2 separate regions of the Homo sapiens genome follow, and region 1 is linked to region 2. A link is an interaction called in ENCODE POLR2A ChIA-PET data of the cell type or tissue named here. Cell type or tissue: PC-9. All regions are shown on one strand. Each heading gives the region's core, and the rest is flanking DNA. Links, peaks and the distances in the headings are about the cores only.

Region 1 (5,384 bases), core at 94-5,093, 510 kb after region 2:
ATTCTTCTAAATATGAACAAGGACTAAAAAAAATGTTTATCACTTCTATCCAAAAAAGCCTTAAAGAGTCAGAAAATGACCCAATTAAAAATTTAAGGACTTTATTCAAACCCATTCTGCAAATCTGGAAGCTGAGAAATCATTTAATAAAAGGGTACTGAGCTTGTTCTTAGAATCCCTTAGAGGCCTATCGTAACAATTTACAATGAGATGAAGGCAGGCTGAAAAATCAATAAGGGTAAAGAAATTGAGATGTGCAAATTAGCAACTTTTCACTTAGTATAAAAATTATGAATAACAAATCTCTACCTAAATTACCAACAGCTTATTATATATTATTGGCTTTTCCAAGTACTAATAAAGCTTGAGAAAATATAATCGTCTGTTGAGACAAGAAAGGGTTTACCAAAAAAAGGCAATCAGGCATGTGGTTAGTCAAAAATTCTCCTACAGCTACACATCCACATAATTTCTACCCATTAACTATTTACAGAATCTCTAATGCTCAGGCCACACGCTTACTCTAGAGAGTAGAAAAAAGTAAGTACCATAAAAACAAAACACCAATGCCAAATTGCCTTGTTTACAAATACTAAATATATATTATCTAGAAGGACTTTTACATCATCATCTTAGCAAATATGGTACATACAGAAAAAAAGATTTGTAAAATCTTTGGATGACTTCATACATGTGAAAACAGTAAAGACATCTCTTAACTCCATAAAATCAGTCCCTTTAAACAAAATTCTCCTTTTTGTTCTCACAAAACTCTTTTCCTATAGTAAACATATCTTGATTTCTCTTATGTTTTCTAAACATCCTCTTAAAATCCATTTGAAATAGAAAAATGTCCAAAAAAAACACATTTTGAAAGATGCCAAATCACTTCAAATCAAAAAATATATATTAAAAATTTTAAATTGAGTACCATCCACACAAACTTTTCTATTAAAGATAGAAATAATGATTTCTGGCATAATAAAACTAAATACTACCTTTTTAAAAAAACCATTAAATCATGCATGAACAAGATTTTCTTTTACAAATGGCATATGCTCCACATGCCGCTTCACATGGCAAGGCTTTGCGTGCCTGGCTCAGTGCCAGTTGACAACTCAGCTGGATATCAATGCACATTCTGACCCCCCCTGTAGCATGTCACTTCTGAACTGTTTCACAAGTGGAAAGTTTATTCAGCATCTCCTTCAAATGCAGTCCACTGCCCATCATTCTGCTATTTAATCATAAGACAAGTTATTTTTTTTGACAGTACTAAAGCCAGAGTGAGAGTCTTAATGAATAGTTTGCTACAACTGGAATTTTAACTGTTTTAGACTCAATTAATTCTTTTGTCAAAATAAATAACTGCTCTTAGCACTTAAATTTTATGTTGGGTCACAAGGGCAATTTAGTTTGTATAAAAGCAAATAAAACCATTTTGGCTCTGTCTCCTGATGCTCTTTTACACATTATTTTAAAACACCACTATGAGTTCAATTAAACTCATAGAACAGAAGAACAGCTCTAAGAGGTCAATGATTCAAAGCAAAACAATTCTTAAATATGATGCTTTAATCATCAGGTAGGAATAAATAAATGCTATAAGAAAAGCCATCAACCTAAAGAATCCATTCAAACCTAATTTGGATTAAAACTTTGAAAAGATGTTACAAGAAGAAAAGCAACTTACTGAACGGTAATCTTTGATCACCACAAATGTTTTGTGGACTGAGGAAAAGTACAAAATATGTGAAATATTTAATTAATAATCCCTGTTGCTTCGGAATCAATCCTAAATCTCAGGCCATCAACAGGACAAGTTTTTAACATTAGTTAAAAACTGCCCTCAAAACTCAAATAGAAAGTCTGGGCTATTCAAATCAAGCATATTTCTGCTTCTAATCAGAGCTAAACACAAACACTCTCAGACATACACTAAAAGTTTAATAAAAGGAATGATGATAATGAAGGGGTGTGTGCATGTGTGCATGAGCAAGGAAAGAGTTGTGACTCATAACAATGGAAATCAATTACTACATTTTCAAGCTTGCTCCTGGGCCTGTGGAATGCAACACAGTCACATTCCCAGATGCCTGGGATGATAGGCCAGGCAAGCTAACACAAAAAAGAGAATCACACTCCAGTTTGTGGTGATATGCACAGGGTATAGAGGCTCAAATTCTAATTTGGATACTCTTTTTGAACTAGATGCTCTTTTTGAACCTAGGTTGTATCATTTATAAAAGGTAAATGATAACAAATATAGCATTTGCTTTCTCTCTCTCTCCACATAGCCTTATACAATTTTTTTCTTTTGCTAAACCATTTGAAAGTTGCAGACATCAATGACACTTCACTTCAGGAGTATGTGTTTTAAAAAAGGACTTGCTGAATCAATTTCCTCAATTCAGCAGTTTCAAACCTCATGAGAGACTCCTGGCGCAATGCTTCTAAACTATATTATGTATGAGAATCACCTGGAGAACTTGTTAAACCACAGACTACTGGGCTCCACTCCCACAGTGTTCTATTCAGAAGGTCTAGGGTGGAGCTCAAATATTTGCATTTTTAACAAATTCCCAGGTGATGCCACTGGTCCTGGAATCACATTTTGAGAAATACAGCCCTAGTAGACTCTGTGGCCACTGGTAGATATTTAATTAGTCTAGACAGTGCTTCTCCAATTATACTGTGCATACAAAGCCCAGAGCATCTTGGGATCTTATTAAAATACGGATTCTGATTCAGTAGGACTGGGATAGGATTTGAGATTCTCCATTTATAACAAGCATTCATGTAGTGTGATGCTATAGGTTCTCAACAATGGCTGCTAGTTACAATCAGCTGAGGAGTTTTAAAATATAGTGGTATCCACCCTGGACCAATGAAATCAATTTCTTGGCTGGGCATGGTGGCTCATGCCTGTAATCCCAGCACTGTGAAAGGCCGAGGCAGGCAGATCACCTGAGGTCAGGAGTCCAACGCCAGCCTGGCCAACATGGTGAAAACCCATCTCTACTAAAAATACAAAAATTAGCTGGGCATGGTGGAGGACCCCTGTAATCCCAGCTACTTGGGAGGCTGAGGCAGGACAATCACTTGAACCCAGGAGGCGGAGGTTGCAGTGAGCCAAGATCATGTCACTACACTCCAGCTTGGGTGACAGGGCAAGACTCTGTCTCAAAAAAAAAAAAAACAAAAAGAAAGAAAGAAAAGAAATCAATTTCTGTACATAAAAAAAGAAAAATGCAAAGAAAAAAATGTCCAAAAATAATTCTTGTATGTACCTGATACGGTTTGGATGTCTGTACCCTCCAAATCGCATGTGGAAATGCGATTCCCACGTGGGAGGTGGGGCCTAATGGGAGATGACTGGATCATGCAGGAGGATCTTTCATGAATGGCTTAGCATCATCCCCTTGGTAATAAGTGTGTTCTCGCTAAGTTATTTCACACAAGATCTGGTTGTTTAAGAGTGTCTGGGACCTCCCCCATCTGTCTCATGTTCCCACTATTGCCATGTGACATGGTGGCTCTCTGTTGCCTTCCACTATGATTTTAAGTTTCCTAAGGTCTCACCAGAAGCACATGCCAGCACCATGCTTCCTATAAAGCCTGTAGAACCATGCGCCAAGTTAAATATCTTTTCTTTATAAATGACCTAGCCTCAGATTATTTCTTTTTAGCAACACTAGAATGGACGAATACAGTACCCAAGGCTTGAAAACTATGAGAAAAATTTAGAAACTATAGTCTTAAATCAAAGAAATAGGTTTTTAACCACAGATTTCAGTCACTGTGAAACATTCCAAAATTTTATCTAGTTCTCCACAGAATCTTAGTACTGAAATATAATCTCCTCTTACATACACATTTTGACAGTGTCCCCATACTCATAAGGTTGAGTCATGTTTTCATCTTCCATGATCCTGATAAAGCCCTTGTTTCTACTTTCAATTATAGTACTTATGTCTATAAGCATTCTCCATGTTAGTTGCAACCATATCCTTTCAGTTACTCATGCCAAAACCCTTAAAATGATTCTTCCCAACTCCTTTTTAAACAGATTTTCTGAGGTATAATTAACATATGATAAACTACATCTACTTAAATTGTACAGTTTAATGAATTTTGACATTTGTGAGTCTACTACCACAAGATAACATATATAATTATCACCTCATGCTCCTTTGTAACCCATTCCACCCTTCCCAAGGCAATCACTGATCTGCTTTCTGTCACTATAAATTAGTGTACATTTTCTAGAAAGTTATATAAATAGAATCATATAGTATGGGCTGGGCACGGTGGCTCCACCTGTAATCCCAGCACTTTGGGAGGCCGAGGCGGGTGGATCACGAGGTCAGGAGTTCAAGACCACCCTGGCCTATGGTGAAACCCTGTCTCCACTAAAAATACAAAAACTAACTGGGCATAGTGGTGCGTGCCTGTAGTTCTAGCTGCTTGGGAGGCTGAAGCAGGAGAATCACTTGAACCTGGGAGGTGGAGGTTGCAGTGAGCCAAGATCGCGCCACTGCACTCCAGCCTGGGTGACAGAGCGAGACTCTTGTCACAAAAAAAAAAAAAAAAAAAAAGAATCATATAATATGTATTCTTATTTTGGTCTGGCTTCTTTTACTCAGCAAAATTACTTTGAGATTCATCCATGTAATTGCATGTATCAGTAGTTTATTAATTTTTATTGTTGAGTAGTACTTCACTGCATGGAAATACTACAATTTGTTTATCCGTTCATCTGTTAATGGACATTTGGGTTGTTTACAGTTTGGAGCTACTACAAATAAAACTGCCATGAACATTCATATGCAAGTCTTTGCACATATATTTCCTTTTCTCTTGGGTAAATGCCTAGGGGTAGAACAACTGGATCATATGGTAAGTGTACGCTTAAATTTCTAAGAAGCTGCCAAGGTATTTTCCAGAGTGGTTGCACCATTTTATATTTTCACCAGCAGTCTTTGTGAGTTTCAGTTCTTCCACAACCTTGATAGCATTTGGTATACTCAGTCTTTTTTTCTTTTTCCCAGATGGAGTCTCGCCCTGTCACCCAGGCTGGAGTGCTGTGGTACAATCTCAGCTCACAGCAACCTCTCTGCCTCCTGGGCTCAAGCCATACTCCCCTCTCAGCCTCCCAAGTAGCTAAGACTACAGGTGCACAACACCACGCCTAATTTTTGTATTTTTTTGTAGATACAGAGTTTCATCATGTTGCCCAGGCTGGTCTCGACTTCCTGGGCTCAAGGAATCCACACATCTTGGCCTCCTAAAGTGCTGGGATTACAGGTGTGAGCCAGCATGCCTGGCTGGTATAGTCAGCCTTTTAAATTTTTATCACTCTATTAAGTGTCTACTGCTATTTT
Region 2 (5,384 bases), core at 280-5,279:
TTGCCATACCTACAATGATGAGATGCTATAGGGTCCTCCCAAGGACAGCATTGTATACTTGGTCAGCTTTGACACAGCATCCTATTTGGGGAGAAGTCCAATGCATCAATCCGTGTCTTATGTGAAATGTCCATCTGGGCGTGGTTGCATTCCCCAGTCTTCTTTTCTGCAATAAACAATGAGATTCCAGGGAGGAGATGGGATGCAGTTCAGCTCTCTTTGGTGGGTCCAGTCTTAGGTTGATAAGGGTATATCAGAGGAGAGCCTTTTGCAGCATCTGCTGACCTTCAAGAGTCTTAAATTTAAAATATCAGCATGTCAGAGTGCCTCAGAAATTCCCTGGGCTCCTTCACTATAGTTTACTGTTTCATATAATATTGTAATGAGCTCTTATGTACATGTTTGTGCACTTGTGGGAATTTATCTGTGAGATAAATTTCTAGTAGTGGAATTGCCTGATCACAGGATATATTTACCTAAAATCTTGGTAGATATTGCCAATTGCCTTCCAATTTATTACCCCCAACCCCCAGCTCCTGCCAGTACTGAGTACGTGTTTGCCCTTTGTTCACCAACCTGTATGGTTTCTCACTTTTTGATCTTCATCATTCCAATTATTAACAATGGTAGCCTATTTCCATTTTAATGTACAATTCTTTAATCACAAACAAGATAGAACAGTTTTCACATATTTATTAGCCATTTTTTAAGTGTTTTTGTTCTTTGCTTTCTATTAGGTTATTATTATTTTTCTTAATTTTAAAAATTCTTTGTATACCATGAAAATTATATACTAAGAAATACTTTTTTATGCTAAGGTATATTTTAATACTTACATACTGAGATACTAAGGACTATTTAGTTGCAAGTGTTTTTTTCAGTCCATCAATGAGAGATTATTCAATTACAAGAGATAGAACTCAACTCATTTAAACAACAAATGAGCCTAGTGTGGTGGCTCACTCCTGTAATCTCAGCACTTTGGGAGGCAAGGCAAGAAGATCACTTGAGTCCAGCAGTTCAAGACCAGCCTGGGCAACATAGTGAGACCTCTGCATCCACAAAAAAATGTTTTTTTTGTTTGTGCTTTGTTTTTGTTTTTTGAGACGGAGTTTCACTCTTGTTGCCCAGGCTGGAGTGCAATGGCATGATCTTGGCTCAGGCTCACTGCAACCTCTGCCTCCCAGGTTCAAGCGATTCTCCTGGCTCAGCCTCCCCAGTAGTTGGGATTACAGGCACCTGCCACCATGGCCGGCTAATTTTGTATTTTCAGTAGAGACAGGGTTTCACCATATTGGTCAGGCTGGTCTCGAACTCCTCACCTCAGAAGATCCACCTGCCTTGGCCTCCCAAAGTGCTGGGATTACAGGCATGAGCCACTGCACCAGGCCTAAAAATGGTTTTAAATTAGTCAGGCATGGTGGCATGTGCCTGTAGTCCCAGCTACTTGGTAGGCTGAGGTGGGAGGATTGTTTGAGCCCAGGAAGCTGAGGCTGCAGTGAGCTGTATTCCTGCCACTGCCAGGCGGGCAACAGAGCAAGACCTTGTGTCAAAAATAAATAAATAATAAAGGACATTTATTGGCTCACAAAATTAAAAAGTGATTACAATGTTAGGTGAGACCTGATCTAGCAACTGAAAGATCTCATTTCTTTATTTCCCTGTCTTCTGCTTTCCACATGGTTGGCTTCATCCATCAGCTCCAGCAACTGCAAGACCTCACTCTCACTCTATGCTTTCCAGAGAGGGAGAGAGAGAGATTCTCTCTTCTGGGGGCTCCTGCCAAAGTCCTGGGATTTTTTCTTTCTTTATCTCTGTCTCTGCCTCTCTGTCTCTGTTTCTCTCTCTCTCTCTCTCTCTCTCACACACACACACACACACACACACACACACACACACACACTGACATGATCATATGCCCATCCCTGATCTAATCAGTTTGCTCAAGGGGGGACATGCTAATTCGTTTAAGTCAATTAGAATCCGCCCCCTACCCAAAGTATATAAATGAGAATAGGGAATTAAAAATTCCCCCAAGAAAGATGAGCTTCTGTGAATAACTTCAGGATCAGGGGGTTATGAACATCCGTTTTATAAGAGGAGACCAGTACAGCCTCAGAGTCCCTTATGAGTTTACCAAGTCATAGATTTCCTTAAGGCCTGCCTGAGCTTTTGGACTCAATTCCAGCAAATGGAATTCTGTGGCTTGAAAAGGCAAGTCCTCGTAACTGCACACAATAGAGAAAAGAGCTACTGATGCCAGCAGGAAAGATGAAATGCTAGCCCTAATTTTTAAAATTTTCATTAAATTTGGAGGCTAAAATATTTACAAAAATGCGATCCTGTTTTATATTTAGTAACCATAACAGTTTCCTTGTGAGGTTGTCTGTAAAAAGTCCTTTTCCAAGATTATCTGGCTTTCAAAGTTTGATATAATTTCTGCAAAATAAGATTCTAATCTCTAAAAACCTTGAATGCCGACTGGTAGTCATGGATAACTCTATTCAAACTGAGATTCGTAATTTTAGAAGTATAAACTACCATTCTGTTCTTTGTTAAGCACAATCGTCTTAGAACACCCTCCTTCTCTCTTTTCCTTTTGTGCATAAAGGTAAGTAAATAGATGGCTGGCTGATTCATCTTGAAACAACGTGTTCCAGGAAGTTTATTCCAACAGCCAATTTATCTTTCAGCTTTATGTTAATGTTTTCAGAGCAGGCTGTGTGTGTGTGTGTGTGTGTGTGTGTGTGTGTGTGTGTGTGTGTGTGTGTTTAAATTTACCAGTACTCCAGTGCTCCCAAAACAACGTCTCAAATTGGCTAAGCAGTGTGGGTTTCCTTTGGGAAATCACATGGTACTGAGCAGGAAAATGGTGGACATTCGTGGGCCTTTTTGACTCTCCACCTCCTTTTAAGAAAGCCAAAGAGTCCAGTCTTTCCACCCAAGCCTTCCTCTTCCCACCTCCCTTGAAGCTAGAGTACAAGGATGTGATCTGGGCTTAACCAGTCAGACACGCTAGCCCCAGAGTTTTGAATTGGTGGCTGCTGATCCAAAGCAGTATGAGAAATGAAGTCAGAGTGGCTACAGCAATAACTGGTTTCCGGGAGCAGCAGATGCTGCACAAAATGTGACGGCCATGTCCTCACTGGCAAGATTTTGGCTGTGGACCTGCAGCTGCCTGACCCTTTCTCCTGCCTGCTTCTCAAGATTTCCCCATGTTTCTGTGAACCAGGTGCTTTTCAGTCAGTTCCTTTTTGGTTTAACCAGAGTTGGTTTCTGATGCTAAGAATGTTGACAGTTACAAGAAATAAGGAGAATATCCCTACCCTAGACTCTGGGTCCCATTTTGCCACCTGAGCACCAGGAGTCCTTTGTGAAGACAGTCCCTCTGGTTCTGGTCATGTTTGCTGTGATGTCCCCTCCCCTCTTCTCCTCCTTCCCTCTTTCCTTTCTTCCCTCTTCCTCTCCTCCTTCTCTCCTCTCTGAGGGACCAGCATCAGAGACATTCACCACACACTCCCACCATCCCTCACTGGCTCAACATCCTCCACAAACCTTCCCTGAGAAGAGCCTACACCCCATACAACACAGCCTCCATCAGCAGAGCCCTGGGGCCACCCATTCCACTGGTTCATCCATCATGCCCAGACTGACCGCCAGGCAAGGACACAAGTTGTGCCTAGTTTGCAACCCTCCAAATACTGAGAAATGAGTTACTTTGGGAAATGCTTTGTCCTTTTTCTGAAAAGATCCTTCCAGGTTATCTTTGGCAGGGCTAAATTATTCCAGCTGAGCCTGACACCTGCTTCCTGAAGGCTCAGACCCTGCCGCTTTCCTCCCTCCCTCTCTCCCTCCCTCAACACTCCCTCCCTTCCTTTTCATAAGTATTCACTGAGCACCTCCTAGGAATGAGACAAGATGACGAGTCTCAACTCAACCCTCTGTCACTGAAGTCTCACTCCAGTAAGGCGCATTTACTCCAGTATGTCCTGTAACCCACAATGAGTCACTGCATTCAGTGCAGTCTAGGCTATTCCTTCTATTGTAGGTAACAGGAGTCTCTTCTCTTTCCACTGCAAAGGATGTGCCTTCAGATCATCTGAATCATAAAAAAGGTGACATTTCTACTTTTTTCAAAAATAAATAAAAGAGCCCTCCTAAGCAGGAACCCCTCAGTTATGTCACAAGAGCCTTCCAGTAACAACTTCTCTCTGTCATAGCCAATGGCTTAAAGGCACCCAAAGTCCCAGTAAGGTTTTCCCAGACTCTAGTTCCTGGGAAGCTTTACTTGGAAGACAGTTGCAGATAAACGCCAAGCAACCAAGCTGATGGGGAAGAAACCCACTGCCTGGGTCACGCTCAGTCCTTCAGGGTTTCCAGGGACCAAAGATTATGCACAAGAACAGCCCAGTCATATCTACTACCAGTCACTTCCAATAACCAACTTTGCATAAATGTCAATATGTGTCTGCTGACATATATACAACATGCACCCATATGCACATCTTTATAATAGTTTCATTATAATGACATACTTTCAAAAAGTTATTGGCATACATAAACATATGCCCATCTCCAATTAAAATAAACATATACTTAAGCTGTTTTTAGTTTCTGCTTCATAAGTTATAAATAGGCTAAACCATTTACAAAATAATAAAATCCAGCACTAATCTTTCTGTCTGCCGAAGACCATTTTCTGTGATCCTTACCTGAGCACATTTTTCAAGGCCACAGGACTGGGGGGTCAGATTTTCTGCATCTCCAGGTGCCTGGGTCATGCTGGTTTATAATCCTTCTGGCAGCTGGGCACAGTGGTGCATGCCTGTAATCCTGGCACCTTGGGAGGCCAAAGCAGGTGGATCACTTTAGGCCAGGAGTTTGAGACCAGCCTGGCCAACATGGTGAAACCCCACCTCTACTAAAAATGCAGAAATTAGCTGGGCATGATGGTGCACACCTGCAATCCCAGCTACTGGGATGCTGGGGCAGAAGAATCTCTTGAACCTGGGAGGCGGAGGTTACAGTGAGCCAATTTGTGACACTGCGCTGCAGCCTGGGCAACGGAATGAGACTCTGTCGAAAAAAAAAAAAAAAGGCTTCTGGCAGAAATTTAGTCAGGACCTGGGAAGGATTATTTCAAATTAGGTCCATCAAGAGGAAAAGGGGGAAGGAATTCCCAAGTGACACCACCCCTCCCGCCCCACGACAGTTTGAGGATGCCTCTGTCTTCACCTGTTTTGTGCAGATCTGGGTTCATTGTCTCCTAGTCACAAGCTTCCCCACAGCTTCTAGAAGGGTCCATTTTGGAAACTACAGGGGGCTCTGAGGTTTGGCTTTTTGAAGTTCTGAGAGAGGTATCTGCTCCAGCTCAGGAGGTCCCT

The links. Peaks named below come from ENCODE experiments on the same cell type or tissue, not always from the same donor. Only the 100,000 strongest peaks of a DNase experiment are listed, where the experiment ranks them.
Region 1: POLR2A ChIA-PET joins it to region 2 with 11 read pairs; 2 of 35 experiments call an interaction of 5 or more read pairs at or near these places.

The regions. Positions count from the first base shown.
Region 1 is chr5:73,027,861-73,033,244 of GRCh38, reverse strand. The region is part of intron 8 of FCHO2 (FCH and mu domain containing endocytic adaptor 2); the gene reads right to left. Among named protein-coding and RNA genes, the nearest start is that of FCHO2, 75 kb to the right of the region's middle. In PC-9, for the core only: no CTCF peak of the experiment used is centred there; DNase peaks (open chromatin) are centred at 2,044 and 2,584; H3K27ac peaks cover 2,914 bases.
Region 2 is chr5:73,538,967-73,544,350 of GRCh38, reverse strand. No RefSeq gene overlaps it. Among named protein-coding and RNA genes, the nearest start is that of ANKRA2, 24 kb to the left of the region's middle. In PC-9, for the core only: no CTCF peak of the experiment used is centred there; DNase peaks (open chromatin) are centred at 2,630 and 3,940; H3K4me3 peaks cover 557 bases; H3K27ac peaks cover 3,275 bases.